Regions from separate parts of the Mus musculus genome. Here all the other regions are linked to region 2. Evidence: chromatin loops called from intact Hi-C (ENCODE). Cell type or tissue: left cerebral cortex. All regions are shown on one strand. Links, peaks and the distances in the headings refer to the core of each region. The heading gives the core; the rest is flanking DNA.

Region 1 (10,093 bases), core at 2,819-7,818, 170 kb before region 2:
TATACTTGAGAGTCGTAATGCTTGTCACATGGGTGTGCAGCCTTCCTGAGGCCCCAGGTTGCCTCTGCCATTGCAGCTGGTGCCTTTCTAATGGAAGACTGGGGTTAGGAAGTGGTGCTGTCAGCAGCTCAGAGGTGCTCAGTGTTGTTTCTAGGGGTTTTGGTGGGAGTCCAAGAATATAAGCCTTGTTTCTGGGACAGGACTGGGGCAGATGCGCTCGGGAAGGAAGCACAGGCAGAAGTGTGGGCTCGTTCTACATTGTCCTAGTTTCAGACGCCTGTCTCAGGGTCTGTGCTAGCCCACTGCTTTGTTGAACCCTTTCCCTTTCTTGGAAGGAAGCTCCCGAGTAGAGCTCACTGCATCCCCAGTCACTAGCAGCTGTTGCTCTTGTGGGGTGTTGAGGGCACAGGAAGCAGAGAGCAGTTCCTGTTGGTGCTGTAGAACCTGGCTGTGCATCCAAGTAGTTTTCACAACTCCTCTTCCTAAACCTCAATCATGGGATTAATAATATACCTGTTTATTTATGACCTAATTGTGACTCTGATTAATAAAAGCTGGTGGGAAAGGCCCATCCAAGAAGCCGATGGCCAGACTCACACTTAGCTTTCCCACAGCGTATGAAGCATCCATCAGGCAGAGTATTAAAGAAATATAATATTTTACTGATAGACCTGTCCTTTAAAAGGAACGTGTTTTTGGGTGTCATCATTTTGGTGTGAATCATGTAAGGGTTGGCTGTTTGCTGTTTAATACACTTTAGTGTCAAGAGACGCACTCAGCTGACTTTTTGCCCACGCATATCATGTAGTCTGGATTTTTAAGCGACATTAACAGAATAGTTTGTGTAGAGAAACCTCAAGTTTCCCCAGCTGTGCCATGAGTGTATCTGCATATACTCTGGGTATTGTCAGAGGCAGTGGATTTGTGAGCTGTCTGGAACTAAAAATTAGAATAAAATCATTTTCTTGTATTACAGTATTTGTCATTTGGTCTGTTGTCGTGTGTGGGGAAGGAGTGGTGGGAAGAAGTGGGACGGTGGCTCAGTTGGCCCGTCATCCCAGGTTCTGTGTGGGAGCCACAGAACTGCAGCGAGTGGCCTCTAAGGACAGGCAGGAGCTCTGCCCAGAAGGACTTGGGAGGGAATAAAGACCCAAACTGTGGGAGTGACCAGGACACAGGGTTGGCTGAGCAGTGTTAAGGTGTTTATGCCGAGGGACAGCACTGCTCTTGGGAACCTTGGTGTTCCCAGGACGAGTCATGTTCAAAGCAAGGGTTCTGTCTTCATCACTGAGCCCGCCCAGCAGTACAGAGAGGCTTCCTGCTGCTGAGCCGTGCCCGCCCGCTCTAGGCCCCCACCCTCCGACCTCAGCGTGTTCTGGACAGGAAGAAATCACTTCATGACCACCCAAGTAGGTACTTGTTTGTTCTCTGTTGGAGGGGAAGGCATTGGGGGTACTTACACTATAACATGTCATGGGCCTTAGGGTCTAGCCCAGGTGCATCATGAAAATGATGCAATCTACCCAGGCATGTGACTCTCCAGAAAATACAGATTGCCTTTTAAATGCAAGGCTGTGAACCATGCCAGACAGGTGAGCAATAACCAAAACCACCTGACATGGTACCAGTTAGCCAGGAGAAGCATGCCCACTCCTCCCGGGCCACACGTCAGAGGGAGTTAATGGGATGTTACTACTGAAGGTGCCTGAGGGGGCTGAGACCTGATGGGGTGAGGAAGAGCAGCCGGGAGACCTCAGAACGGGCGACTCCTGGCCCCTTTGCCTTAGTTCACATTCTCCTGAGATCCTGGGCTGTACATGGTGGGCAGTGTGACATCCTTTTAGAGCCGCTGTGAAAGAGCCTACTGGTGTTATGCCCCTCCAAGATGAGCAGGTGAGAGCAGTGCTTCCCCGGTGGAGACACGCTCAGTACTTGTCCTTGTCTCATTCAGTCCCAATGGCAAACCAGAGTACAAGTTCATCAGAGTTCACTCTGGGCGGCCAGTGAAGTACTGGGCACCTTACAGAGTGTGGCTGAGGGGTGACTGGCAATGTGGGTGGTCCTGGAGTCCACACCCAGCATGGGTGATGGCTCTGGATAACTGCATAGATGGAGCCCCAATCAGTTACCTTCCTCAGCCTTTTGTACCCTAGCAGCTGCTGAGACCTTGAGGCCATCTCAAGTTAAGAGCTGCCAGTGGAAGGCTAGGGAGACTGAGGGCGCTTCTCACGCTTTGCCTCTGAGGGAGGTTCAACAATCCATACAGAATCCACATGTGAGGGACTTGTAAGCAGGCTGATCCAATGAAGATGGCGGCTGTTTTGCTTGAAGGGCCAAATTCTACAGCGAGGAGGCCATGGATTAAACTAGGTTGCCATTCCACAGAGAAGTTCCTGGCCCAAGTGCCTGCTGTGTGGTCCCATCTCACTTCTGCTTGGTGTCCTTGGTCCTGGAGCTTACACTGCAGATGCCCCTCCCCTACCTAGTCCAGATTCCAGAAACTGCATTTGCTGTGATACACACCTTGACTAAAGACAGCTTGGAAAGGAAAGGATTTATTTGGCAGACAGTATCTATCATCAAGGGAAAACCAAGGCAGGAATTCCAGGAGCTTGAAATAGACACCGTAGGAATACCATTTACTGCTGCCTTGCTCTCTGTTCGCTCTCTGGCTTGGCCCACCCCCCACCTTTGCATCCCTAGCCTAGGGATGGCACCACCCACAGTAGACTGGGCCCAACTATAGTTCAGTCTGCCCACAGTCCAGAATGACAGAGGCAATTCCTTAGTCGAGGTTCTCTCCTCCCAATTTTGTCAAATCACAGTTACCACAGCTTTTTTTTTCCATGTCACGTGAGGCCCAGCTAAATATTTAATATCCCGAGTACCATTCTGATCAGAAGTATGCATACTGCGGAGGACGGGGGGAAATGATGAATGAGCTCAGGGTGCAGTGTGATGGGGGCTGTGGAACCTAATGTTCTGTAGCACGGGAGGATGATTGTGGCTGACAGCAATTAATGGTGTATTTCAGAATAGCTAATTGCAAGGATTTGCGCACTCCCTGATGTGAAGAAATGATGATAATGTTTCCTATGATGGCAACGCCGTTTGTCTCAGTCTGACCACAGTGTCTACCAGACTGAAATGTCACTCTGACCCCAGGAATATGTAAAAGAATGTCATGTCTTTTAAATCTAAGAAAACCAGCAAACCAAAGGTTGTAATCCTGGGAGGTGGAGGCAGGATGGGAGTTCAAGGTCTTCCTCAGGCAAATCGAAAGTTACAAGGGGGGCTGGAGAGATGGGTCAGTGATTAAGAGGTCCTGAGTTCAATTCTCAGCAACTACATGGTGGCTCACAACCATCTGTAATGGGGTCTGATGCCCTCTTCTGGTGTGTCTAAAGACAACTACAATGTACTCAAGTATATAAAATAATTCTTCCAAAAAAAAATATAGTTACAAGGAAGTAACCCTATACTTCAAAGCCTGTTTGCAGTTCAGGGACAAATGCTCTAATGTTTCCTCTCCCTGGGTAGAACATGTTCTATTTTGCTTTCAAACAATCTCAGAATGTGGCCCTGGCTGTCCTGGAACTCACTTTGTAGACCAGGCTGGCCTTGGACTCAGAGATCCACCTGCCTCTGCCTCCCCAGTGCTGGGATTAAAGATGACTGCCACCACAATAGCAGAAACAGCAGCTTTATACTGAAATTATGATAATTATACTGAAAATAATTTGGGGTTCAAATCCTCTTCAATTTAGCAAAGATTCAGTCCCGAGACAGGTTAGTGTTCCTGCCTTTGAGAGGCACCGTGCAGCTATGAAGATGTGAATATAGATTCTGTCACTTGGTTGAAGTGGGAGGTTCCTGGGCCAGGGAAAATGCCCTCAGCAGAGACTTTGGGCTTAAAAGAGGTGGTGCGGAAGAGAGGAAGAAGTTCCTGGCGGTCCCTTCCTCCCTTTCCAACTCTAGCTGCGTTGTCCTAATCCACTGCTATGTCAAGAGGGCTAAGAGGCAGGGGTACAGGCATGTGCTCAGAGGGACCTTCTCCTGTGACCCACAGAGTTCAGCTTCCCAGAGCAGAGCCAGGCAGAGGATGATGGTCTTGGGGGAGGCTCACTGGACCCTCCCAGCTAAAGAATGGTCACTCTCTTCTGGACTGTGGCCAATTCGGTCTCAGGACCCACTTCTGCCCTTGATCAGTTCTATCTGCCCTCCCTCCTCTTCTTTTCCTTGCCTCCTTTCCCTTTTCCCTTTTCCCTTTTCCCTTTTCCCTTTTCCCTTTTCCCTTTTTTTCCCTTTTCCCTTTTTTTCCCTTTTCCCTTTCCCCTTTCCCCTTTCCCCTTTCCCCTTTCCCCTTTCCCCTTTCCCCGTTCCCCTTTCCCCTTTCCCCTTTCCCCGTTCCCCGTTCCCCTTTCCCCTTTCCCCGTTCCCCGTTCCCCTTTCCCCGTTCCCCGTTCCCCTTTCCCCGTTCCCCGTTCCCCTTTCCCCTTTCTTTTCCTTTTCTTCCCCTAACTTTGGGACCAGGTTCTCATATAACCTAGGCTGGTTTCAAATTCACTAAACAACTTGAGGGTGAATCTAAACTCCTGATCCTTCTGTCTTTATTCCCCAAGTGGTGGAATTACCATTACCGGCACGTAATACCACTCCTGACTCCAAACTTCCTTTTGTAGCTCCGAGGGTGGAACCCGGGGCCTTGGACAAGTGGCACAAGCAATCTGCCATGGAGCAACAGCTCTAAGTGTGCAGCTTTTTGAAGCTGCTAGGACACCCATTTGTCCTCTGGTACTTTGAGAACAAATGTACAAGCAGATTTGCCTGTGGAGGTAAATGTTCTTGAAAATCATGGCCAATCCTATGCCAGTTCGTCTGGAGGTGAGGGTCTGAATTCTTATTTTACACAGTTAAAATTAATTAATGTTTTGAGACAAGCCCTCACTATGTAGACCAGGCTGGTCTCCAACTCTGCCTGTCTCTGCCTCCTGAGTGTCATGGGGCCCAGCTTATTTTATTTTTAAAAAATTTATTGCAGGTGGTGGTGGCGGCTCGCACCTTTAATCCCAACACTAAGGAGGCAGAGGTGGGGAGATCTCTGTGAGTTTGAAGCCAGCCTGGTCTACAGAGCTAGTTCTAGGACTGCCAGGGCTACATGGAGAAATCCTGTCTTGAAAAACAAAATGAAAAAAATCATTTTAAAATTTCATTTATGTCTGCCGCATGGCTGCAGTACCTGTGGAGGCCAGAAGAGGGCTCCAGGATCCCTTGAAGCCAGAGTTACAGGTGGTTGAGGGCCACCGTGTAGTTCTGGGAATCACATCCCATTGTTGCCAATGTTCTCAAACTCTGAGCCTTATTTTATGTTTTACATTATTTATTTGTGTATATGTGGGTGGGGGTGGGGAACACATATGTGCTATCACATGCATGTGGAGGTCAGAGGACAGTTGGTGGGACTCAGTCCTCTCCTGCCACATGAATCTTGGGGACCAAACTCAGTTCAGCAGGCTTGGTGACAAGCTCCTTTGGCTTTGGAGCCATCTCGTTGGCGATCAGATCTGAAGCCTACTCGGTATCCGGGCTCACAGAGCAGACAGGGATCCAAAGACAGTATTGAAATAAAACCAAATAAACCAACCAAGGCAGGCAACCTCGCAGATGCCTGGGAAGCAGCTTTAGATATTCTTAGACACCACACCAGCGTGTGGAACCCCAAAGCACTTGCCAGATCCCTGTAACCATTGGAAGAGATGGCAACGGAAAGAGGAAGATGCTGGAATTAGTCTTCTCGGGAGCTGCGAATGTCTGAGCCTTGACAGATTTCTAGGCTCAGAAGAAAGTCGCGTCTGTCTTCATTCACAGAGCTTCCGCTGTTGCTGTCGGCATACTGAAGCAGGTCCCACATGGCACCTTAGGTGCCTTCTTTCCTGTGCTGGGGCGTGGCAGCACCCCTACCTCTAGCTTCTGCTGCCTGCACATTGGGAGAGCATGGGGTAGAAGTTGCAACAAAGATCCTTGATTACGTGTTTATGTTTGTCCCCTGAAGGGTAGAATGTGCCCTGCATTTGGTGACACGATGTTCAGGGACATGGGATGTCCTGGTGATGTCCCCTACCCCAAGTCATGGGCTGTTGACCTGGTTTACAGTTCAGGTATGGGGTCTGGAGAGATGGCTCAGCAATTAAGAACATTTGCTGCTCTTCTGGGGGACCAGGATTTGGCTCCCAGCATGTCTGTAACTTCAGGTCCAGGGAGTGCAATGCCCCCCTTTTCTGGCCTTCTTTGACATTGTGTCTGCACAGTATGCATACATAGATGCCGGTGGAACGCCCAAACCCATAACTTTTAAAATCTGCTATAGTATCAGGCATGAAATTGCTCTAATAGAATGGATCTCTTCCCCTCCTCCCCTCCCCTCTTCCCCCTTCTCCCCTCCCCTTCCATCCTCTCCTCCTCCCTTTCCCTCCCCTGCTCCTCCCCTCCCCTTTCCCTCCCCTGCTCCTCCCCTCCCCTTTCCCTCCTCTGCTCCTCCTTTTCCCTCCCCTGCTCCTCCCCTCCCCTCCTCCTCTCCTCCTCCCTTTCCCTCCCCTGCTCCTCCCCTCCCCTTTCTTCCTCTGCTCCTCCCTTTCCCTCCCCTGCTCCTCCCCTCCCCTCCCCTCCTCTCCTCCTCCTTTTCCCTTCCCTGCTCCTCCCCTCCCCTCCTCCTCTCCTCCTCCCTTTCCCTCCCCTGCTCCTCCCCTCCCCTTTCTTCCTCTGCTCCTCCCTTTCCCTCCCCTGCTCCTCCCCTCCCCTCCCCTCCTCTCCTCCTCCTTTTCCCTCCCCTGCTCCTCCCTTTCCCTCCCCTCCTCCTCTGCCCCTCCTTTTCCCTTTCTAACTGAAAGCTCCCCTTTCCCCATCCTCTGCATCTGCTTCCTCTTCTTCCTCCCCCTGAAAGGACAACATGAACCCCATTTGTCTCCATTTAAGGACCAGCCCTGACTTTGAAAAGAAGGCTCTGAGACACCAGCTCCAGGAACAGACCATAAAAACCAGAAACAAGGTCATAAAACCCCCTCTCTTAGAACAGCCTGGGCATAACCACAAAATGGGGAAATATCTCAGAACGGGCCATGTCATCCTCTGGTTAAACGTTCATGACCTAGGAATGCGACCACTGACCACCTGTGACCCCCCTTAGCACCCACCAGTGAAATTTTAGATTACCTAATCCTTCTGCAGAGTCCCCCTGGTTCCCCATAAGAAGGCCTGCACTCCTCATTTGGAGAATGGTTGACCCCTGCATGTTGGATGTTTCTGCATCTCTTTGTCTGCATACTGAGTCTGGGGTCTTCCTTTGGCGATTTTGGATTCTTACACCCCTTCCTTCCTTCCTTCCTTCCTTCCTTCCTTCCTTCCTTCCTTCCTTCCTTCCTTCCTTTCCTCCTCTTCCTCCTCCTCCTTTCTTGGTAAGCTCTCATTAGATAGCTCAGGCCACTCTTAAACTTGCCATTCTCCTGCCTCAGCCTCTTCAGTGCTGGGATGACAGGCTTATACCACCATGCCCAACCCTAATTCTTTCTAGAGACAAGGAACCCAGACCCTGAGAGGAGAGCTAAGTGGCTCACTTTCTGCCAGAGGCAGCTCTATCAACTGGTTTCATTCCCCCTCCTTGAGCCTGGCAGTTTTTAAAGTGTGTGTGTGTGTGTGTGTGTGTGTGTGTGTGTTGGGTGTCAGGAGCTTGGTTTTTCAGACAGGGTCTCTCATGGGCCCAGAGCTTGCCCAATGGGCTTGCCTGTTTCTGCTTTCCCAGGACTGGGCTGGGCAAGGTCCAAGTGACCGGAAGATGCTGAAGCAACTTCAGGTAGGGAGTGGCATCCCTGCTTGCTCCAAGGCTTTAGGAGCCTCTGCCTGTGTTTTGAGACCTCTTCCTCCTATGGTCTCCTCCACCCCCTTTGGAGCAAGTTTGCCCCTCTGAGAGGACACTGTTTGCATAATCTGAATAACGATTTTGCATAATAGCAGCTGGCGTGTGAATGGTGCCAACGGCTCTCTCTCAAGATTATTAATCATCCATTTTTCCATCCAGTGTGAGCTAAGAGGATGGGACAGAAAACATTTGCGAAAGACAGAACCAAATGGAGGCTCCCACCCAGCATTCCTAACAAAAACTTTGTTTTGGAAATGATTCTCTGGCCCGGTGAGATGGATCAGCAGGTAAAGTCACTTGCTGCCAAACCAGATGACCTGAGTTTGAGCCCCACATGGTGAAGGGATAGAATTGTCCTGTAAGTTGTCCTCTGACTTACACACACACACACACACACACACACACACACACACACACACACACACACGATCAGGCATGAATGTGCACACACACATGTATGCATGCATACATGCACAGAGGCAAAGTTAATAATATGTAGCAAACCAGGGAAACCATTGGCTTTTTGACTGGGCACAGTGGAACATGTGTGCTATTCCAGCACTCAAGGTGGAAGCTGACCTCAGGTGCTCATGCTTGCTTGGTAAGTTCTCTCGACTGAGCCTCTCTCAGCCTGTACGTGTCTGCTTTTTTTTTTTTTTTTTAATTCCAACATAAATTTTTTTTTTGATTTGGGAATTTCACATTATGGACCCTGATCACACTTTCCAGTCCTCCTGCACCCACCCCCACCCTTTAACTCCCCCCCCCCAACCAAAAAAAAAAAAAGAGGAAGAGGAGGAAAAAGAGGAAGAAAAAGAAATCCAGTTTCTCTTGTCCATATACTCACTGGAGCCTGGTCAGACTCCTGGTGGCCAACCCCTTAAAGAAAACAGAGTCCTTCCCCACCTGCACCCCTGCCTGAAGCCACCGATTACTGAGAGCTTCACTTCAGCATCCATATCACAGTGTTTAAGAGATCTCGTCCATGGCTCTCTAGGCTGTTACTTTCTTTCTGAGCATGGGGTGGGTTGTCGCAGAAGCCTTCTGTGTCCCTGTTTCTCAACTGAGTCTGCACCCAGTCAGCCACTGCAGAAGGAGCTTCCTCGTCTTTACAGTCAGCAGGAGGCATGGATGACGGCGTGGTCCGTGAGCACTCACATAGTCTCCAGTGTCAGCACATGCCACAGACCTCAGCCTGGTCTCTGATAGCAGTCTAGAGCGCAGGCATCACTCAACACAGCCCTCTGCAGTTGCAGGGGCCATGGGCACCAATATGGTCCCTGGCAGTAGCCTGGCCCACAGTGTCTGCTGTTTTAATGTGACTTGGTGGGTCTGACTGGTGTTTGCCTTGGTGTTACCACTTGGGGTAGCAGAGAGGAACTGTGGATGGGATTGACAGGAAGCAATGTGTCCACCTCAGTCTCCTGTGTCCTGCCCTGGCAGCCACGACTAAGCCGCAAGAGCTTTTTGGACTTCAGCTAGAAGCCATTAAGAAAGGTAGGACATAATTACCTATCTTATTTATATATCTATTATTTATATCTATCTATCTATCTATCTATCTATCTATCTATCTATCTATCTATCTATCCATCTTTGTATCCTACATGATTGGCATGTGCAAAGGCCCTGGGGCAGTCTGAGCCTTTTCAGTAGACAAGAGGCTGTAGCTAGTGGTGTGTTTGTGTGTGTGTGTGTGTGTGTGTGTGTGTGTGTGTGTGTGTGTGTGTGTGTGTGTGAGGAAACAGAAGTGAAGAGAAGGACTGAGGCTGGGCATCCAAAGGAAGGCCAACGATGGATCAAGGATGGTCCTGGACTGTGACCCACCTTGCTTCCACTATCCTGGTCCCATCAACTCCTCAGAGTCTATCTCTTATCAGACCCCATTCTCCTTAGCTCTGTGAAGTCACAGGAGCTGGATGGAGGAGGCTGAAGAAAGACACACAGTAGCCCCAAGGGAAACATCGTCTCAAGGAGGGTCTGTGATGTGCCCAAGATCGGGAATGTGCTAGGATTTGAACTCAGTCCCAGGTGGAATCAGTTAATTCTGTTGGTTCTACTTCTGATTATATCCAGAGCTGCTACCAGCCACCCAGCCACCTCCACCCTGTGCCACTAGTGTGGCAGTCTCTTCCTTACCACATCTACCCCAATGGTCTTCTCAGCCCAGTGGCCCTGAAG
Region 2 (10,093 bases), core at 2,265-7,264:
AGCTTTTTATTTCCCTCACCATCGTGTCAGGATAAAGGACAGAACCTCAAAGAAGGGAAGAAGAATTTAGCTCACAGCATCAGAGGTCTCAGCCTGTCCTTGAGAGGAGGGCAGAGCTGAGTAGCTCACTCAGTGGCTGACAGGAAGTGGTTAGTTCATTCCAGTGAGACTCCACCTCCTAAAGTTTCCACCACCTCCCAGAATAGAGCCATCAACTGGAGTCCAGGTACTCGACACATGAGCCTGTGTGGACATTTCAGCCTGATGAGCAGCTAAGCTCAGTTCCCTCCGTCCTGACAGTAGGGTTGGGCTCCTACCATCTGCTGCCCACACCTGCTGGTGAACCCAGGGCTCAGATGGACAGAGGACAGAGGACAGAGTCCTAGGCCTGACCACCAGAGTACTTTTATAGAGCATCTACTGTGTATCAGACACTCCTCAGAGCTTTTCTCCCAGAACTTTTTAAGGACTCCTCGCTACAGCCCCGACAGGCAAGTGGGAGACTTTCATCATCCCAACTCTACAGACATAAAAGTTAGACTCAGGAAGGTGATGGCTCTTCTGACTCTTGCTACACAGCTGACAGTGAGTGAAAACCAGAATCTATTTAACCCCGAACTCCCGATCTCTTTTCTCTTCCAGAGGTGAGGCTTATATTGACCATGCTTTTTGATTTTGCAAAACATACAGTATTTACTATATTTAATTCACTGCTTTGGCCATTCTTCACATGCAGGTTGGTGGCACCAGGCACACTCACAATGTCATGCAACCATCACCACCATCCACCTCCGGAATGTTCCCTCATCTCAAGTTGAGATTTTTGTAGCCATCAAACTGTAACTTCTCTTTGATCTCTTCCCTTCCCCAGAACCTCCAATTCTCTTCTTTCTTACATGTGAATTTGACACACTTCAGTGGAATCCCACAGCATTTTCCTTTGCCATCTGTCTCACTTCACTGAGAGCTCTATACCTTCAAGGTTCATCCATGTGCGAGCATTTCTCAGGCTGCCGTTCCCCTTTTAAGGTTGTGTAATATTCCATTGAATAGACATACATTTTATTTATCCATTCAGACCAAGGGCCTTTAGGCTGTTACTACCTCTACCTTTAGCTGTTGTGAACTGTGCTGTTATGAACACCTCAGACAAATATCCACTTAAGCCTTTGGAGTAGAGACTTACAAGCGAGAATGTCCCAAAGTTGGGCAGTTCTATATTTAACTTTTTTTGTTTTTTTAAAAAAAGAAGCCAGCATCCTGTTTCCTATGTAGGTAGACAGACTACTTTTACATTTCTGTCGATAGTAAACCCACCCAGTTTCTATATACTTTCGACAACACTTGTAACTATCTGGCTTGTTTAGTTGTTTTGCGTTTTAGGCTTGCTTGCCTAGTTGGTTCTGGAAACAGGGCTTCCTGGTGTAGCCAGGCTGGACTGGTATACACAACAATCCTCCTGTCTCACCCTCTTTTGAGTGCTATAGGCACGAGCATCTAAGGCAAGCTGCTGGTTTTGGTTCACTTGCTTCTTATTTTTGAGATCGGGTCTCACCATGTAGCCGCAGCTGGCCTAGAACTCACTATGTAGACCAGACTGCCCTCAAACTCACAGAGAGCCACCCCTTATTGTGGCTCATCAATTCTCTTTATGGATGGTATCAGGATTCATCAGTGACACTAACTCATGGCACAAGCACCCGCTTTGCACTGATCACATGGCTAAACTCTCTGCATGTAATATCTCCCTTACCCCCATCGGCAACTCATGGGGGCAGGTTCTAGGCAAGCACACCGCACTAATCTGAACTCATGGGCCCGTCTTACTGTTTTATTTTGAGATGGGTTCTGGTCTTGAGCTCACTCTGTGTCCCAGGCAGACCTTGAAATTGCAAGTCTCCTACCTCAGCCACTGGAGTATGATGGCAGGCCTGCCTCCCTGCACCCAGCTTACCTGTGCTTTTCAATAACTCTGCTGAGATTTGCCCAGAGGTTCTGGGCACTGAGAAGAAGACAGAGGGGCCAGAGGAGGGCTGGGAGCAGAGCAGGACAGCATCCAGGGGAGCCTCAAGGGAGTGCGCACCACGAGTGTGTGTGTGTGTAGTGTGTGTGTGTAGTGTGTGTGTGTGGTGTATGTGTATGCATACATGCATGTGATGTGAGTGTATTATGTGTGTGCATGCATGCATGTGGGGGTATGATGTGTGTGTGTGTGTGTGTGTGTGGTGTGTATACTGTATGTGCATGCATGCGTGTGGTATATGTAGTGTGTATGGTGTGTGTAATGTGTGTGCATGCATGCATGTGGTGTGTGTATATTATGTGTGTGCATGCATGCATGTGGTGTGTGTGTGTGCCTGTGGTATGTAGTATGTATGTGTGCATGCATGTGTGTGGTGTGTGTGTATATTATGGGTGTGGTGTGTGTGTAGTGTGTATGTGTGCATGCATGTGTGTGGTGTATGTGTAGTGTGTGTGTGCATGTATGTGTGGTGTGAATTATCTTGTTTTTCTCCTCCTCATGCAGGTTTGAGGCGAGCTAACTCAGTCCAGGCAGCCCGCCCTGCCCCAGCCCCAGTGCCAAGCCCAGCACCTCCTCAGCCGGTGCAGCCAGGTACCAGCCACTAAGCCACCATGTGCCCTGTGCCCCGCAGCGGTGACCACGGTCCCATTGCTCTGTAGTGCTGAGCTCTGAGCTCTCTCCTTAGACCCTGGGGATGGAGGAGACCCCACTTAGAGCAGGACTTTGGCAGAGGGAGGGCTGGGTGGAGCATCCTGTCCACCACGAAGGGACAGGGCTCCCTGTGGTAACTCCTCCACATCTCAGAGGAGGATGTAAAAGTGGGGACTCCGGGGGTTGGGGGGTGGTGGAGATCTCCAAGCTGAGGTTCAACCTGGGCTTCTCCCATGCCAGTAACCCCCCCCCCCAGAGGGACAGTTCCTAACATCCCCAGGAACTTCTCCACACCATTGTCTGCTTTCAGTCTAGCCTGTGTATGAAGAGAGGGAAGGACAGATACCCAGGAAGTGTGTCTTCATCACCACCCCCTTTCCTTCCCCTTGCAGGGCCCCCTGGGGGCAGCAGGGCCACTCCTGGGCCAGGACGCTTTCCGGAGCAGAGCACAGGCAAGTGTGAAATGTCCCAGGCTCTACAGGATCACATCTACTCAGGCTGTCACCAAGACTGGTCTGACCAGGCTGAAGCAGCTCCTTTCTAAACCTCTGACCACTGGCAAGCCAGTTTCTGTGGCTCAGAGCATAGCCTGCTGGGTACCATCCCTGGTTCTTCCCTTCTTGCTGTGTGACTCCTGGCAAGTGACTAAATCTCTCTAAGCTTTAGGGTTTTTTTCTATAAAGTGGGAGTCAGGCTCAGACTTCCTTCATAGTCTTGTTGTGATGATTAAACCAACTAAAACACTTTTTAAAATTAGCTTAAGAAACAAAACACTTTTTGTGGAGCCTGAAGTGTGTTTGGCCCAGGATAAATGAACAGTGATTACTTGGACCCACATACAGGCAGGTCTCAGATGCCTGGTTGTCATGGTTACATGGTAACTTGTTTTTCACGGACTCTCAAGGTTTAATGCAACTAATATTGACTGCCATAGAAACAACTCTGGATTGGGTAACTCCTATTCTACAAATAAGGAAACTAAGGCTCAGAGATGTTAAGTAACTGGCCCTGGGTCACACAGCTGAGGCTGATTCATACTGTCTAGCTGAGTCCACACCACTGATTCACCCCTGTGAGGTTTGTCTTGTCTGGGTCTTATCCGAATTACCCCCTTAGCCCGGGTCTTGCGAACGCCAGGGCCTGCCTTTCATTCTGAGTGCAGCCTGGGAACCTGCATTCCAGAAGCTTTCTCTAGCCAATTGCTATGACAGACTCAACACTGCCTCTTTTCTCCCCACAGAGGCTCCTCCAAGTGACCCTGGCTATCCAGGGGCTGTCGCCCCAGCCCGAGAGGAGAGGACAGGACCTGCGGGGGGCTTCCAGGCAGCGCCGCACACTGCAGCCCCCTATTCCCAGGCAGCCCCTGCTCGCCAGCCACCACCTGCGGAGGAGGAGGAGGAAGAAGCCAATAGTTATGACTCTGATGAAGCAAGTAGGTGGCTCCGAGGTGTGGGGTGTGGGGGGCATTTGGGAAAACTCTTCCAGAAACTGAACCCAAGGGGGCAGAAATGGGATTCTAGGGTCTGTAGATGCCCCCTAACTGCTAACACATGTACCCTAAAAATCCTTTGGTTCTGGAGATCAAAGCTAGGGTCTTGAGTGTGCAGGGAAAGGGCTCTACCATTGAGATAAACCCAGTAACTCACCAGCGCTGGGGTGGCCAGTGAGCGCCACCATGTGGTCAGTGTCAGAACTACACATTTCATGGGTTAAAGCGCATTGGAGGCAGAGTCATTGAGTCACTTAAAGCCTATAGTGTTTTTGTTTTTGTTTTTTTGTTGTTTCGTTTTGTTTTTTGAGGTTCAGTGGGGCAGCCAGCTACCAAACAGAATTATCTGGTGGCCTACAGCCCCACAAAGGCGCGAGTTTCTGTGTCTAACGTATGTCTTTATCTGCAGTCATTCTTCCCCCTCATGACGGGGACATCATCCACCCAATGATTTGTTAGGTGCTTACTGTGTCCTTCTTGGACTCAGACACAGAGGGCCAAGGACACACATGCACGCACACACACATACATGTGTGAACGCCTCCCCCTCACCACATAGGGCTTTTTCTTCTGCTATGACTGAAACAGCCAGGATGGGTGCTACTGGGAGGTGGGATGACCTGGTTGGGACCCACTAATCTGTATTGCTTCCTGTGTAAGCTGATGGCTGGGTAAACCAAGGCACTGCAGGGAAAGTGCTTTAGTAAATTTGGACAACACTGTGTTGGGCTGAGCACACAGGAGTAATGGCAGCTATGTTATTCAAATGATGGAGCCCTCCAGCCAGGGCCATCACATTTCCTACTTCCCGTCCCTAGTGCACGGAGACAGGACCTTCTCTCTTCTCGTTCTACATATAGTCTTGGAAAGGCTCCCTATGTCTCTGAAATGGCCAGTGTCTTAGTTAGGGTTTCTATTGCTGTGATAAACCCCACCATGTCTAAAAAGCAGTTTGAGAATGAAAGGGTTTGTTTTATCTTCTGGCTGTAATACATCATGAGTGGAAGTCAAGGCAGGGGCCTGGAGGCAGGAGCTGATGCAGAGGCCAGGGAGGGGTGCTGCTTACTGGCTTGTTCCTCGTAGCTTACCCAACCTGCTTTCTGATAGAACCCAGGACCATCAGTCCAGGGGTGGCACCACTCACTAAGAAAATGTTCTACAGGCTAGTCTGTTAAGACATTTTCTCAATAGAGGTTCCCTTCTTGCCTGTGTCAAGTTGTCACAAACCAACCAGCACAGCTAGAGAGTGAAAATACCAGCACAGCTATCAAGTGAAAAAAGGCTCCAGTCCCTCGAGGGCCACACTGTGTGTTGTAGCAGCTGTCCCTGTTGTAACGGGTGCTCTCCAGAGTCAGGGATCTGTGGTCTCAGGGAAGGGAGAGGGGAGCCTGAGAGGGGAACCCACCTGTCTTGTCAGCCTCAACAGCACTCCGTATCTGCCCTCCCTGGTCCTTATCCTGGCCGCTCTTCCATGATCCTTCAGTCACCTGTCTCTCAAGTGTGACCTCTCCGAGCCTCCAGGCTGCCCTGACGAATGCTCAGTTGCAGGGCTGGTTACAGCAAGCTTGGCTTCTCTCTGTTCCTTGCTGGCTCATCTTTGTCATGGACGAGGATTTATTGACCTCGCATCCTGAGACTCAAGCTGCTCCAGGCACTAGGACATTAGGGCAAAACGCAACAGGGGAGAAAGAGTCCAACGATGAATGAGCTCATCGCAGGCTGAGTGATCTCTCCAGTGGCTGCTTAAGGGAGGGCTTCTCTAGGAAGTGACTCTTGAGCCAAGCTGGAGGGCTTGAGAGGGTATGAGTCACGCGGGAATGACGTGGGAGAGCATTCCTAGGAAGGGAAACAGCAAACACTGACTTTCATTCATTCCTTCAGCACACACGGGAATACCTACTATGTGCCCTGCACACAGTAGGGGCACGTAGTGGTCAATCAGCCATCCCAGCCCTTGTCTTCAGGGTAACCTCAATCTGTCAGGAGATGAAGTCACTAAGTAAACACATTTATAAATGATGGTGGAAGGACCCCCAAGGAGAGAGATCTGCCAGAATAGATGGAGGATCAGACCAGGGCCTGCCCTCCCTCTCTTCTGTGGTCCCAGTGTCTAGCTGAGGCCAGACACATTGGTAAGCACCCAGGAAATGCTCGTGAATTGACTAAGCAAATGCTTCGCTTGACTCTTGTCTTCTGTTGCCTGCAGCCACACTGGGTGCCCTGGAATTCAGCCTTCTCTATGACCAAGACAACAGCAACCTGCAGTGCACCATCATCAGGGCGAAGGTGTGTGGGGATCCCTAGGGAGGCTCTGGTTTTCCTAAGAGACTCAGGTCAAGATGAATCCCAGGCTCAGCTCCCACCATCACTGACCTGTGGCAATGACAGAGATGAGAACAGGATTGTCGTCAGCCATGGCAGACTTCCTTGGTGGTGGTGGTGTGTGTGTGGGGGGGGGGGGCTTCCTCTAGGAATGGTCCTGTGGCTGCTTCTGAGAGTGGTGGCAGCTCAGCTGTGAGGGTTGCCCAGGTTACCCACAGCATCCCAGAGGGAACACTGCAGGTATTACCAAGACTTAATGACAGCCTGACTTGGTGATTCTAGGTTTTCCATCTCTTCTCCTGATGTCTTTGTCCAGCAGGAATAGCAATGTGTGTGTGTGTGTATGTGTGTGTGTGTGTGTGTGTGTGTGTGTGTGTGGCTGTGGATAGTAAGGGGGGCAGGGCATGGGGAAGGGGAGGAAGGCACCGCAGACGGCTTTGGGGTGTGTGGAGATGATGAACTGGATGGTTCCAGATCCTGGGGGAACCCCCCAAGATGAACTTAAGTCTGGGACCCCAGGAAAACCCAGCAAGATCTGGACCAGACTTCCCCAGAGCAGATGCTGGCTAAAGCCACCTCATGCTGCTGTGCTACTAGGGGCAGGTGGGAGTGGCTAACCCTCTCTGGCTCACTGGGGGTGACAGTAGTGTCCTTCCCCAAAGACTGACTGGGAAAACAGGGTACAAAGTGATGGGCCGTCTATGGGTATTGCTGTACCTGCTGGCCTGCAGTAGAAATGATAAAGCCTCCATTTGACTCCTCAAATGTCCCAGTCTGAGACACTGGGAAGGTCAACAAGAGGCAATATACTTAAAGCAAGTCCTACATCAGTCTACCTTCCCTCCAAAGCCATTTCTTTAGCATGCACTTATTGAAGTGTAGCGGGTTTCGTAGTGAATGCTCAGGTATATATATTCTCTCTTCCCACCCATTTCGGTGATCAGACAAGGGAGGCATTTTTATTAGCCCCATTAGTCAGATGGAGAAACTGAGGCCTGAAAGCTAATGCCAGGGATTATATCCCTGGAGAGATGAGGTTCATCTTCAAAGGCAAGATCTCATTCATTACTCCCTGAACCCCACCAACCTGTGGACACAATGGCCTCATCACACAGATGAGCAAGTTGAGGTCATGGGCAGGACTCCTGCCTCAGCCTGGGTGGAGTGGACAGTATACCTGAGTTACAAGAGCTTGAGGGCTGCTCAGGTGAGTGAGGCCAGCTTAGCTCATTTCAGAAAATGATGATAAAATACAAACACCTTTTCCAGGTTTTGAGGAGAGATAAAGACTCACTCTCCAAGTGGGGAAACTGAGGCCTCAAATGAATGCAAAGGTCAGGCTCTGGATTTGGGAGTGCTTCTGCCCCCAGCTTCCCCTTCTCTGCTAGCTATGCTGGGATGTCCCCTCCATTCCCTAAGAGACTCACATTCCTCCACTCAACAGCACGGAACCATGATCAGAGAGGCACAGAAAGCTTCCTAAGGCCACACAGCTAGGGAGTGCCAAGTCGTTCAATTCAGCACCTGATGCCAGCACTATCTTCATGATACAGCATCCTTCTGTTCTGTCCCCACCAGGTGAGACAGGTGCCATCGCCTACTGTGGTTGGTGGACTCAGGCCTCTTCCTCTTCTTGCAGGGACTGAAGCCCATGGATTCCAATGGCTTGGCAGATCCCTATGTGAAGCTTCATCTGCTGCCTGGAGCCAGCAAGGTACTCAGGCCCTGGCTTCTGCACGGGCTCAGCTCAGAGCCTGAGGCCCCCACCCCATCTCACAATGGGCATAGCCCTCACAGTGGGAGTGAGGGGCAGCGCCCCCAGGACAAAACTCTGGAGGGCAGCAGCTGCCAGAGGCCAAGAGGGAGCAATCACACACATGCAAATATGTTTGTGGGCCCCAGTGCTGGTTCATTCTGCCTGCCCCTTAGCTAGTCACAGCCAGTGCATGTGTGTACACATGTGTGTACAGATGCACACACGCGCACACACACACACACACACACACACACACTCTTGAGGCAGCAGCAGCATCTTTTCCAAGGTTTAGGGCTAAGTCCTTGGATACTACTGTGCTGCTGGAGGGATGTGAGCCCTGCTCTTCCCTGCTCCCCCGAGAGCCTTTCTTAGCTCTGGGATTAAAAAAAAAAAAGTGGGAACTGGAATTGGGAGTTGCCTCTCTGACTCTGCTGGTTTGCTTTTTCTGTGTCAGAGGTAGCATGGGTGTCTTAGCGGGGAGGGGGAGCCCAAGGTTGTATGTTCCTGAGTCAGTGCCTGTTACACAGTGCTGTGAGTTTAAAATACCTAATAAGGTAAGAGAGGGCACATACATGCATATATACATGTTTAAACACATGCATACACACATGTGCATGTATGTATGTATGTACACACATGCACATATGCATGCAAACATACCTACATGTATATGTGCATGCATATGTACATATACACACAGTCATGTATGTATGTGCACATATATATACACATACATGTACACACATGCTTTGTCCTATCATTGTCTTTGAGTCAAGGACATGCCCACTCCTGTCTGTGACTAACTTTGGTCCCTTCTCCTGTTCCAACCCACTGGTGACTTTTGCTGCCTATCAAAACCCATGTAATTCCAGTCATTCCTTCACACATTAGTGTGAATTCGGGCCATCCAGCCACCTCTTGTGTTGTAGGTATATTTCCAGTCTTCTCTCTGGGAGTGGAATGAAAAATTTTATACTGTTTTTTAAAAGGCTAGGCCTGATGGCACAGACTTATAACCCCAGCTAATGGGCAGGCGCTGAGGCAGGGGAATGGGCAGGACTGCCTGAGCAGCTTAGTGAGCTCCAGCCAGAGTTTTTAGAGTCGGAGTGTTAGAGCACCTGCCTACTATGTGCAAAGCTCTGGGTCCCATGCTCATGGCTGTGGGAGGGAGGAAAGGAGGCTAGCTCCCCTCTCCACTCCCTGGAGGACTTTCATGCCTAGAGGATACTCTCTGAGGACTCAGGAAATATCCCCACACCCCTGCCTCAGAACACACGGCATTTCTGCTATAAACCATGTCTGTCTCTCCAAGATACACACCGAAGCTTTCTCACTTAAGGGGGAATGTTCAAGGAGGGTCTCCAGGTTGGCTCTGCTGATAGGTGCCTGACTGTCTGTCTGTCTGTCTCCTGGGGCTCTAGTCCAACAAGCTTCGTACAAAGACCCTGCGCAACACTCGGAACCCTGTGTGGAATGAGACACTGCAGTATCATGGCATTACAGAGGAGGACATGCAGAGGAAGACACTAAGGTGCCATGGAGGGTGGGGCCGCAGAGGGTGGGGCCATGGGGCGGGGCCACGGAGGGTGAGGCCAGCTCATACAAACAGCTTGGACTCCAGAACAAACTGTAAATGCAGGGGGCCTTCTGTATCTAGGTGCACATGGCTGTCAGCCTGTGTTGCCCAGGCAGCCGTGACAGACATCTGCACATGCTCAGTACAGACCGAGGGTTTTTTGGTCCCTGGTTGGCTGAATGTGTTTGGATGTAGAACCCATAGTTATAGAGGCACAGCTAAGACTCACATGCATGGTGCAGGGTTGTGCGGGGCCTGTCATCCCAGCACTTGGAA
Region 3 (10,093 bases), core at 1,846-6,845, 200 kb before region 2:
GAAACAAAAAAAGAACGCCACGTCCACGTTTTCTCCCTGGTGCATGTGCTGCTGCCGTTGGTGTGTACTCTGGTCAGTGTAAGCATGTGGCTCACATCCCATTCTGGGAGTGTGACTAACTGTGATCATCTTTCCAGGTGATAGTCTCTAGACAGACTCTATAGAGTGGCAGAGGCAGAGTTGTTCTGTGTGACTGGGTAGAGTTTTGTTGTTTGACCCACCCACCCTCCCTCCCTCCCTCCCTCCCTCCCTCCCTCCCTCCCTCCCTTTGTTGATTTACTTGTGTATGTATATGTGTGTGCGCGCACGCGCATGGATGGCTCATACGTACCATGGTGTGTGTGTGTGGAGGTCAGAGGACAGCTTTCAGATGTTCTTCTCTTTCACATGTAGTTTGTGGGGACTGAGCTCAGGTCTCAGATGTGAGCCATTTGACTTCCAGCTCTATTGAGCACGTCTGATACATGATAACATTTCCTCTTCTCTGTTTCTAGACGCTCCAGCAACAGGAATGCAAACTTCTCTATAGCCGAAAAGAAGGACAGAGACAAGAAAATAAAAACAAAAACAGATACAAAAACATCCTGCCCTGTGAGTATCTGTCTCCTGCCTCAGTAGCAGCCAATGTGCGCTGGGGTCACATGCTGGCTAATATAACCAGTCGTGATGGGACTGATGCCCTCCCGAGGCCAGGAAAGCTAAGTAGCGGCTCTCTGTGGTACTCTCCTGGTCGTGTTACCTACATATACCAACCTTGAGGCTCGTCGTGTCTCGAGAGTCAGACTCAGGCAAGTGCCTCATGGGCTGAGTTGTGTCTCTGCTCCTCTTGACAAATCTGTGAGTTAGAGGTAGGTGCCTCTCCTCTGGGCCTCTGTTTCCCATTCGGAGAAAGGAGAGCCTACTGGGCTCATCATCACCTTCTGCTGGCTCAGAACAAGCGACAAGGGACCTTGTGAACACCCAGAGCTGAGCCCCCTGTAGTATACACACGGTGGCAGGGCGCTAGGGCCTTTAGTGAGGACCCCATCACTGCACAGGCTGGCGCTCACTCTGCTGCTGCACATTTTGATGTTACCTAATCTAGAACTGTGTAGATGAAAGCAGGGCACTTGTTTTGTCTGAGCACTGGGAAAGTGAAGGGCAGATCTCACCACTCAGGGTGAGCGAGCACTCTGCCACCATGCCACAGCCCCAGCCCTGGTCAGAAACCCGCGCCTGTGTGTGTGTGTGTGTGTGTGTGTGTGTGTGTGTGTGTGTGTTCGTGTTCATTCCACATGGCTGTCTGACTTGTGTAGGGGAGGAGGCATTGCTTTCATGAGACAAGCAAACCAGAGTTTGCAGAGAATCACGTGGAACTGAATAGGGGTCCTGGGGGCTTGGAGGACCTCATTCTTTTTATTTCTAAATTTCGCCCCCTCAGAGGAGGTTCTCACTGTAAAGTGCAGCTGTTTCTCAAATGACCTGTCTGCTGCTGTGCTAGCCACCAATCAATCAGTGTGTCCTCTGATCCTTCCTTTTTTTTTTTTTTTTTAAATGTTGGTGATTGAACCCAGGGCTACATCACCAACCCCTTTCTTAAATCCTTTTTTTTTTTTTGAGACAGTTTCATAAGTTACCCAGGTGGGCTTTGAACTTGTGGTTCTCCCGTTTCATCCTTCTGTGTAGCTGGGATTCCAGGCCTGCACCGTCCTATGAGTGCACATCTTATTTCTTTAAAGATGGGGGACGAGGCAGAAGATCAAAATTCTATCTATGAAACACATCCAGCCTTGCTTCTGATTGCCATCGTAAACTACGTTGGTTTTGATAGAGCACTCAGAATTTTATACTGATAATGTATTTTTGTACAGAATTAAGACAACTCATACTTTATGAATCTTGTCTTACAAACACTGTATTTTACTCTGTCTCCTTAAGAAACCTTTTGTTATAGAACATGTGGAATATATCAACATACAAAAGCTGACATATTGTTGCCCAGCCTCAGGAGTAGCCAGCTCCTGTGTGGCCTTGTTTCGTCTGTACTCAGGCCCACCTCTCTTTCCCTAGGTGGCTTTGAAAATCTTAGATGTCATTGTTAGTACTTTAGTCTTCTTTTTAAAACCAGAAACCAGCTGGGGATATAGCTGAGTGGCACACTGTTTGTCTAGCATGTATAAGGCTCTGGGTTTAATCCCTACCTTTGTCACCAAAACCCAGATAGGAAGAAAAACAGGAGCCCAAACCTTTTGGGTTGAAATGATTTTGGATCCATAAGACGTTATGAAGATAGCATAAATGGTTCTCATACCCAGTGCCTGTACCCCAGAGCATCACCGAGACAGGAAAGTGAGGTGTTGTGGCAGGTTGCACATGTGCTGACTGGAGATTTGATCCTGTGGAAGTCATTGTTAGACTGGCCTGGCCTGAGCCCCGCTGGCTTCTGCTGAAGCTGAGGACTGACAGCTGTCATCTCTTTCTCCTCAGTTGATCATACCAGGGTCGTTCTGCATGATGGGGATCCCAATGAGCCTGTTTCTGATTACATTAATGCAAACATCATCATGGTAAGCTTGACTTTGGCTATATTTTCTGGCCATGTGTTGGAAGCCTCTTTATACCAATGACACCATCTTTCAAATGCTTGAAGGCTTTTCTTCCTGACTTCTAGCCTGAGTTTGAGACCAAGTGCAACAATTCCAAACCCAAAAAGAGTTACATTGCCACTCAAGGCTGCCTGCAGAACACGGTGAATGACTTCTGGCGGATGGTGTTCCAGGAGAACTCTCGAGTCATTGTCATGACCACAAAGGAAGTGGAGAGAGGGAAGGTACACACTTATCTTTTCTGATACCCCCCCCACCCCCCCACCCCCACCCCCCAAGCTCTGGGCTCTGTGTGCCCAGCATCTGATAAAGTATTCTTTACTATTCAAATTATGGAATGTGTTTCTGGATTGTGGTGGTATTTGGCTTTAATCTCAGCATCCAAAGACAAGGAAGCAGGCAGATCTCTGAGTTTGAGGCCAGCCTGGTCTACAGAGCAGTTCCAAGATAGCCAGGGCTACATAGAAACCCTGTCTCAGAAAACAAACAAACAACAAAATATTGAATGTGTCAGGTGGGTCTGGCTGATCCTCTGGAAAAAAAAAGGCTGGACTGGATAGGTCTCAGTGTGTGTATTTATTTGCCTTCTCCTCCTCCTCTTTTCTAACTTTTTCTTTTCAAAGATACAGAGTTTTATGTTCAGCCTAGCCTTGAGCTCTATGTAGAAAAAACTGGTGTTTAAAGGAACCCCTTAATGCTCCTACCTTTTTAAGTGCTGGGATGCATGTGAGCACCCATGGGTCCAGCGTGCTTATTGGTGCTTTCTGATTGGAGTTCATGGAGCGCTGTGGAATGTCCCCACTCCACTCAGTTGGTTTTGAGGGAACCCATACAGAAGGCTCCTTAGTGCCACTCCCTTAGCCCCTGTCTACATGGTGGTGTCGTCTTGGATCTCTTCCTTTGTCTGAGCCAGGACATGTGCTTTGCTCATCTGTGTCTTTTGTGGCGTGTGCCACAATTTATAGGTTTTTGATATTTGGATTTTAATTGTGTTCTGGTTAGAGTTTTTGTTTGGATATTCTCTATTGCCTTACATAAAATTGAGTGCAATTTCATAGTCACATTTAGAAGCTAACCTGAGACAGGTGGGGCTCTTGGTAGTTGAGCCTGGCAACTGAGAGGCAAGTGATGGTGCAGGGTTTTGGTTGGTGTACTTTTGCATGCCTTTAGCAGTGATGTTAGGTGTCCTGAGTTCCTGGGCTCTTCTCAGTTACAGCTCTTCCCAGTTCCTGCTTTCTGCTTGATGGAAAGGTCAGAGTTCATCTAGCACAGAGGACATGGGCTCGTAACAGAGGAATCAGGCTAGCCACCATTGGAAGTGCAGTTGAAAACTCCAGAGCAGAGAGCCTGGGCAGAATGGTACCTGGTGCCTGTGCTCAGCTCCAGTCCTCACCTCCTTGACCCAGTCCTTCATGTCACCCTGGGAGTGTGCACAGTAGTTCTGGAGTCTCTTGACAGCCTTTGTTTACAGCCTGTGTCCCTCACTGCACAGAAGCAAAACCAGATTGTGGCAGCTCTCCTACGCAGCAGTCCTGCAACATGCAAACCACTAAGCAGAGGGCCGCAGGTGCTGTGAGTCAGCTGAAATGTCTCTTTTCAAGGCAGGGTGGTTTTGTGTTCTCTGTTGAGGCCTCTGTAGTGACCAGAGCAATCCTTGAATTGATTGGTCAGAAAACAGCACCATTACGTTGGCAGTGATAGAAATCCTACCAGACGGTCAAATGCAAAGGCTGAATTTAGAATAAAAATCACATATTCCATCAGCTGCTCCTTCTGTCTCGGGGTCCTTTCTGGGTTAGTTACTAAGCTCTGTAGCTAGCTGTCCTCTTGTTTTTTACCACCTGTAAGTTACTCAGCATTTCTAGACTTTGATGTAAACTTTCCTTGCTGATGTTCACATGGGTGGTTTTAGAAAGTGAGTGTGACGATTTCCAGAAAGACAGAAGCAGAGCATGTTCTGTCTTGGACTTATCATTGGTAGATGATGGAACTGTTCCTCTTGGAGATAACACAGGCTCATTCCTCGGCTGGACAAGGCTTCTTACCTTTATGTCATTGTTACTTCTTTCTCAGCTGCCTGCCCTGGTGTTTGTTTTGAAACAGGATCTTGCTATATAGTTCTGGCTGGCCTGCTATTCACTATGTAGAGCAATCCAGACTTACACTGGAAGTGATTCTCCTGCCTCTGTCTTCAGGGACTACAAGTGTGCACACTCAGCTTTCAGTTTATCTGTTCAGGGTACCACTATGCAGCTCTAGCTGGCCTGGAACTTGCTATGTAGATCAGGTTGTCCCTGAGCTCACAGAGACCTGCTTGCCTCTGCTTCCCAAGTGCCAATACTCAATACATAAATCAATAATGGTGTGTGCTTCCCCCCTCTGTTCGTTCGTTCTTTCTTTCTTTCTTTCTTTCTTTCTTTCTTTCTTTCTCAAGATTCATTTATTTATTATATGTAAGTACACTGTAGCTGTCTTCAGACACTCCAGAAGAGGGCATCAGATTTTGTTACGGATGGTTGTGAGCCAGCCACCATGTGGTTGCTGGGATTTGAACTCGGGACCTTTGGAAGAGCAGTCGGCGCTCTTAACCACTGAGCCATCTCACCCAGCCCCCAGCTCCCCCCCCCCCCCCCCCAATCTGTTCTTGAAGCCAACAGCCATTGCAGACTGTGTTCTTGGTTTTGGGAAGCTGGTGTGTGGTTGGTGTCAGATGAGTCTGGATATAGAGAAAGCAGCTGGCCCAGAACCCTGGCTGCCCCTCTGAGTGAGCTGTTCATACTGTTCAGAGAAATCCAGGTACACATGATAGGACAGTGTCAGCCATCTGCCTGTCCTCTCAGAACAACTGATAGAATGCTAGAATTGCAAGTTCTGCTTGCCTGGGGGCAGTCCCTCCCACTTTGCCTGTTTTATCCTCAGAGCTGAATAAGCAGGTGTTGACTCTGATCTGGTAGCTAGTGGGTGGGGCATGGGGTGGGCATCTGGCCAACCTGCGGCACCTCCTACCCTCCCCCCTGTGGCCTGCCTTGCTCATTTGCATTGTTCTCTTGTTGGCATTCTAGAGGATAGAGGCAGGCTCCTGTCCCAGGAGGAGCCTCCTGCTGCTGTCACCAGCAGGCCTGGGATGATTGGTCATTGCAGGTCTGGATTTTCACTAGGGCTTGGGACATTAATTAACAGGCTCCTTGTGGTTCCTTCCAGAGCAAATGTGTCAAGTACTGGCCTGATGAGTATGCGCTCAAAGAATACGGGGTCATGCGTGTTAGGAACGTCAAAGAAAGTGCCGCCCATGACTACACTTTACGAGAGCTCAAACTCTCTAAGGTCGGACAAGTAAGTATATTGTCGTATTCTAGACACTGTGTAGCTGTCCATGTTTCGAAGTCACTGTGGTACTCTGCTCGCATTCAACCTTTGTCCTGTGTCCTGTCACTCACTGGTTGAGCGCCACGTCGGGTGCCTCATAGCTGTTGAGCCCAGTTTGCCACTATCTTCCCTTGTGAGGAAGGCAGGCATAGGTCCTGCCCTCACAGAGCGTGGAGAGATGGGGGTAAGGGTAACTGCAGCTTCCTGGCCCTCAACTCTTTTTTTGTTTTTTGTTTTTTTGTTTTTTGTTTTTGTTTGTTTTTGTTTTTTCGAGACAGGGTTTCTCTGTGTAGTCCTGGCTGTTCTGGAACTCACTCTGTAGACCAGGCTGGCCTCCAATTCAGAAATCCACCTGCCTCTGCCTCCCGAGTGCTGGGATTAAAGGCGTGTGCCACCACTGCCTGGCAGCCTTCAACTCTTGTGACATGACACAGGGTAGGTAGGTAGGGCCTCTGAGAGGTGACACTTGCTGAGTTGCCAGCCAGAGGGGCTGTGCATGCAGGCAGAAGAACAGGCTCCAGGTAGGGGAGCAGCTACCGTCCCAGGCTGTGATCAAGTCTGTGAGCAAGGTTAGTGCTGGAGCTCTTCTCCATGGCCTGTGGCTCAGGCTTAGTCCTGGAGTGGCTGGCTCGGAGTCATGTTGTTGTGTGTTTACAAGGGCCTTGTTTGATTTCTTTGGGGATTCCTAGATTAAGAAATCTACTTTTATCCTCATGGATTAAAGTCAGGTATGCTGAGAAGCCCTACACTTAGATAGCTGTGCTTCAGGCTGAGGTGACCTGAGTGTGGCTTCTCCAGCTGGCGTGAGGTTGGGCCTCTGCATAACCTTTTGGGCACAGGCGTTGTCTGAGCCACATCCTGATAGCCTGACTGCAGGAAAATGGGATACTGACTGGGCAGGAGAATTTCAGGAGGGTATTGCAGAAATACTCTTGGTTAGGTCTTGTTGGAAATAGCCTTAGAAATTAATAAATTAATTATTATTTATAACATTTACTAGTATTATAAATAAGATCACCACTACTACTACTACTACTACTATTACTACTACTACTACTACTACTACTACTACTACTACTACGAGACAGGGTTTCACTATGAATCCCTGATTGACCTGGAACTGGCTACAGAGACAGGCTGGGCTCAAATTCGCAGATATCTTCCTGCATCTGCCTTTCTAGTGCTGGGATTAAAGGTCTGTGCTACCATGACTGACTGAGGATTTTTATTTTGATTATCTGCCTGGCCTGGAATTTGCAATATAGACCAGGTTAGCCTCAAACTCAAAGAGATTCCCCTGCCTCTGTCTCCATATGCTGGAATTAAAGGCATGCCCCCATACCTGGCTCCTGGGTATTAAAGTTTACTTACTTGTTTTTACATTTATTTTGTGTGTGTGTGTGTGTGTGTGTGTGTGTGTGTGTGTATGCGTGTGCATGCATGCATGCCTGTATGTATGTATGCAAAGGTTAGAGCACCATTTATGGGAATTGGTTCTCTCTCTCTGCCATGTGGTTTGAGGATATTAAGAGCTTTGAGCTTTATCCACCATTTGGAACTTGTCTCAATTAATTATTATTATTTTAAATCAATCTTTTTTTTAAGTTTTATTTATGTATTTTTATAGGAGTACACTGTCGCTGTCTTCAGACACAGCAAAAGGGGGCATCGGATCCCATTACAGATGGTTGTGAGCCACCATGTGGTTGCTGGGAATTGAACTCAGGTCCTCTGGAAGAACTGTCAGTTCTCTTAATCGCTGAGCCATCTCTCCAGCCCCCTGTCTCAATTCTTGTGCCCAGTGAGCACATGTAAAGCTGTGTTCTGGGAGGCCTCTGTGTTGGTCTAGGCCTTTGACCTGTTCTGCATGTCTCCAGCAGTGGTCTTTCCTGCTGCGCTTACTCCTTTGGTTGGGAATGGTATGGAAGCAGTGAGGATCAGGTCACTGGAAAGTCATGTGCAGGGGTCGGGACAGTTTGGCTATTGGAGGGAAAAAAGAGACCAAAGGTGTCTCAGAGCCATGAGTCTGAGTGGACAGCATTGTTGTGGCCAGTGCGAGAAGCCAGACGCACAGCTGCTGTGTGGACGCATTGAGCCGAGCTGTTGAGCAGGCATCTCCATCGGGTGTCAGGAGAGTTATGATGCACATATGTTTCTAGCACTGTGCTGCTTGCTGGGGACAGACAACACAGGTGCTGTCTTGCTCTCTCAGTTGCACTCCACTGTCCAGATTATGTTGAATCACATGCCCTGATATGTCACTATAGAGTGCAGTTAGGGCCAAGTCAAAGGGTGCTGTGTGCTGAGATGGGCCAGGGAAGGAAGTTGATACTCACTTAGCCAGCCACAGCCGGTACTGAGCACTCATTCTCTGACCCACAGAACTGGAGGGGATGAGCCCGCTGCAGGGAGAGCTCAGGAGCAGTTGGCAGATGCTGCCTAGAGCGGTGAGATGAAGTGAGATGGTGGACGTTGGCTGGGGGAGCATAGGGGACCGGGATAGCAGAGGCTGGCTTGGGATCCTTGTAGTGGAAGTGATGGTTGGGTGAGCACAGGATGACCCTGTAGCCTCCAGACTTGCAGAGTAGGCTGCAGGAGGGACAGCAGGGCAGCTGTCAGGGAGGCTTGGCAGAGGGCCGTGACCCAGTGTATTGTGGGTAGGCTGGTTCCAGACCAAAGCTTTCCCCTGTAAAGATGGAAGGGCAGGAGGAGAGCCTAGGGCTGATGGTGAGCAGAAAGGGCTCTGTTTCCTGTGCTCTCTGAGGGGGTGTATATAGTGTGTGTAAGCCACAGGAGGTGTGTTCCTCTTGGCACACCCGTGGTGGTCAGCTTTCAGGAGTTGGTTCTCTGGGATTGTCAGGTTTGATGGCAGGTGTCTTTACCCACTGAGCTGCCTTGCCAACCCTCTTGTGACATCTCATGATGAACTGTCAGGCTTGTCAGTGTTTCTGAGTAGCAGACAGGCAGTTTCTTTCTTTTGGTGCTAGCAAAAAGCTGTTCATCTTGCTCAACACCCCCTCCCTCCTTTGAAAGGAATGTGTGTTGTGTGGCTTGTCTCTGGATACAGAGAATGCTGCAGGGCTTGCTCCATCTTGTGTACCAGGAGATTTTAAGAGGGAGGTGTGGGAGATGGCGGCACACTTGCGCTCTTATCCTGGCATAGAGGCTAACATGGATCCGTCTGGCTCCCGCCTTGCTATGACAAGTCACCTACTGTACAGCACTGATGTACAGAGATGCCCTGGCTAAGAAGGGGTGCTGCTGTGCAGTGTGGCAGTGCATGCTCTGTTTCTCTTACTGGCCTCCTGTCTGTGACCCATGAAGTTGCCTGGGTTTCAATCACTTAGTAACGACAAGGTTAGTTTTCCATGACATCAGCAGATTAAGTGCATGTAGCACACAGGAGATTTTTTTAATCACAGCAAGCACCCTTGGATGTAAGGAAGTTCACCAGCATTGGTGGATATTGAAGCCTCCCTCCCTCCCTCTGACCCCTGCCTTTCCTTTCTCTCCCCTTCATATCTTTGCCCTTCCAGCCCTCTCTTCTTCCTTTCCTCTCTTTCGTCGTTCCCCCCGCCCCTCTCCCTTTCCTTAGTGTTTCCTGGCTTGTCTCCGTGGGAAAGTCACTGGTGGCTGTTCCAGGCCAGCTTTGAGCTTCTGTTCTTCCCGCCCTCTCTTCTTCCTTTCCTTTCCTCTGGTCCAGCTTTGAGCTTCTGTGGTCAAAGTGGTCCTGGTGCCTCTGTTGATCCCTTGCTGTTGTTGTAGCTAAGAACAGCCAGGATATTCTCAGTCCTCACCATTACTTCCATTAGCTGGGAGGGCCTTTGTTTAGCTGCTTTAACCCTCTGTGTGAGAAACAGGTCTTTGCAAATGCATTTGGGGGTTTGACTCTGCAGTAAGGGGCTTCCTGGGATTTGAGCCCAAGCCTCACCATCTAATTCACAAAGCCTGTTGTCTGGCTGTGACAGTGCTGTAATGGACGTGGGTGCCTGCATGAGGCTGCAAGGGCAGATGCTCGAGGGAGCTAGAGTTTGCCAGGCTGCTAGTTGGGAAGACAGACTGCAGTCCTTAGGGCCCTCCGCGGCTCTGAAGTTGAGTGCTGCCTGACTGAGGACGTTGGGGAATATGGCCTGCTCTGATGA

What was found. A loop is a pair of places that touch in the nucleus more often than their neighbours do. Peaks named below come from ENCODE experiments on the same cell type or tissue, not always from the same donor. Only the 100,000 strongest peaks of a DNase experiment are listed, where the experiment ranks them.
Region 1: a loop joins it to region 2, with 2.2 times the contacts of the local background. A loop is called at or near these places in 7 of 42 quality-filtered maps.
Region 3: it touches region 2 in a loop (2.5-fold over the local background); 4 of 42 quality-filtered maps call a loop at or near these places.

Annotation. Positions count from the first base shown.
Region 1 is chr5:121,121,418-121,131,510 of GRCm38, reverse strand. Ptpn11 (protein tyrosine phosphatase, non-receptor type 11) reads left to right here. Exons shown (of 16, transcript NM_001109992.1): 16 at 1-978. Among named protein-coding and RNA genes, the nearest start is that of Ptpn11, 65 kb to the left of the region's middle. In left cerebral cortex, for the core only: a CTCF peak has its summit at 5,245 (motif pointing right); DNase peaks (open chromatin) are centred at 5,259 and 5,740; H3K27ac peaks cover 911 bases.
Region 2 is chr5:120,948,418-120,958,510 of GRCm38, reverse strand. Rph3a (rabphilin 3A) reads left to right here. Exons shown (of 22, transcript NM_011286.3): 11 at 2,528-2,614; 12 at 3,067-3,126; 13 at 3,915-4,106; 14 at 6,370-6,449; 15 at 8,125-8,199; 16 at 9,663-9,772. Gm32185 (a long non-coding RNA gene) reads right to left here and starts at 8,220. Exons shown (of 2, transcript XR_387678.3): 1 at 7,913-8,220; 2 at 5,743-5,999. In left cerebral cortex, for the core only: a CTCF peak has its summit at 4,348 (motif pointing left); a DNase peak (open chromatin) is centred at 4,348.
Region 3 is chr5:121,144,928-121,155,020 of GRCm38, reverse strand. Ptpn11 (protein tyrosine phosphatase, non-receptor type 11) reads left to right here. Exons shown (of 16, transcript NM_001109992.1): 7 at 495-591; 8 at 2,467-2,546; 9 at 2,651-2,809; 10 at 5,787-5,918. Among named protein-coding and RNA genes, the nearest start is that of Ptpn11, 41 kb to the left of the region's middle. In left cerebral cortex, for the core only: no CTCF peak of the experiment used is centred there; a DNase peak (open chromatin) is centred at 4,137; H3K27ac peaks cover 1,024 bases.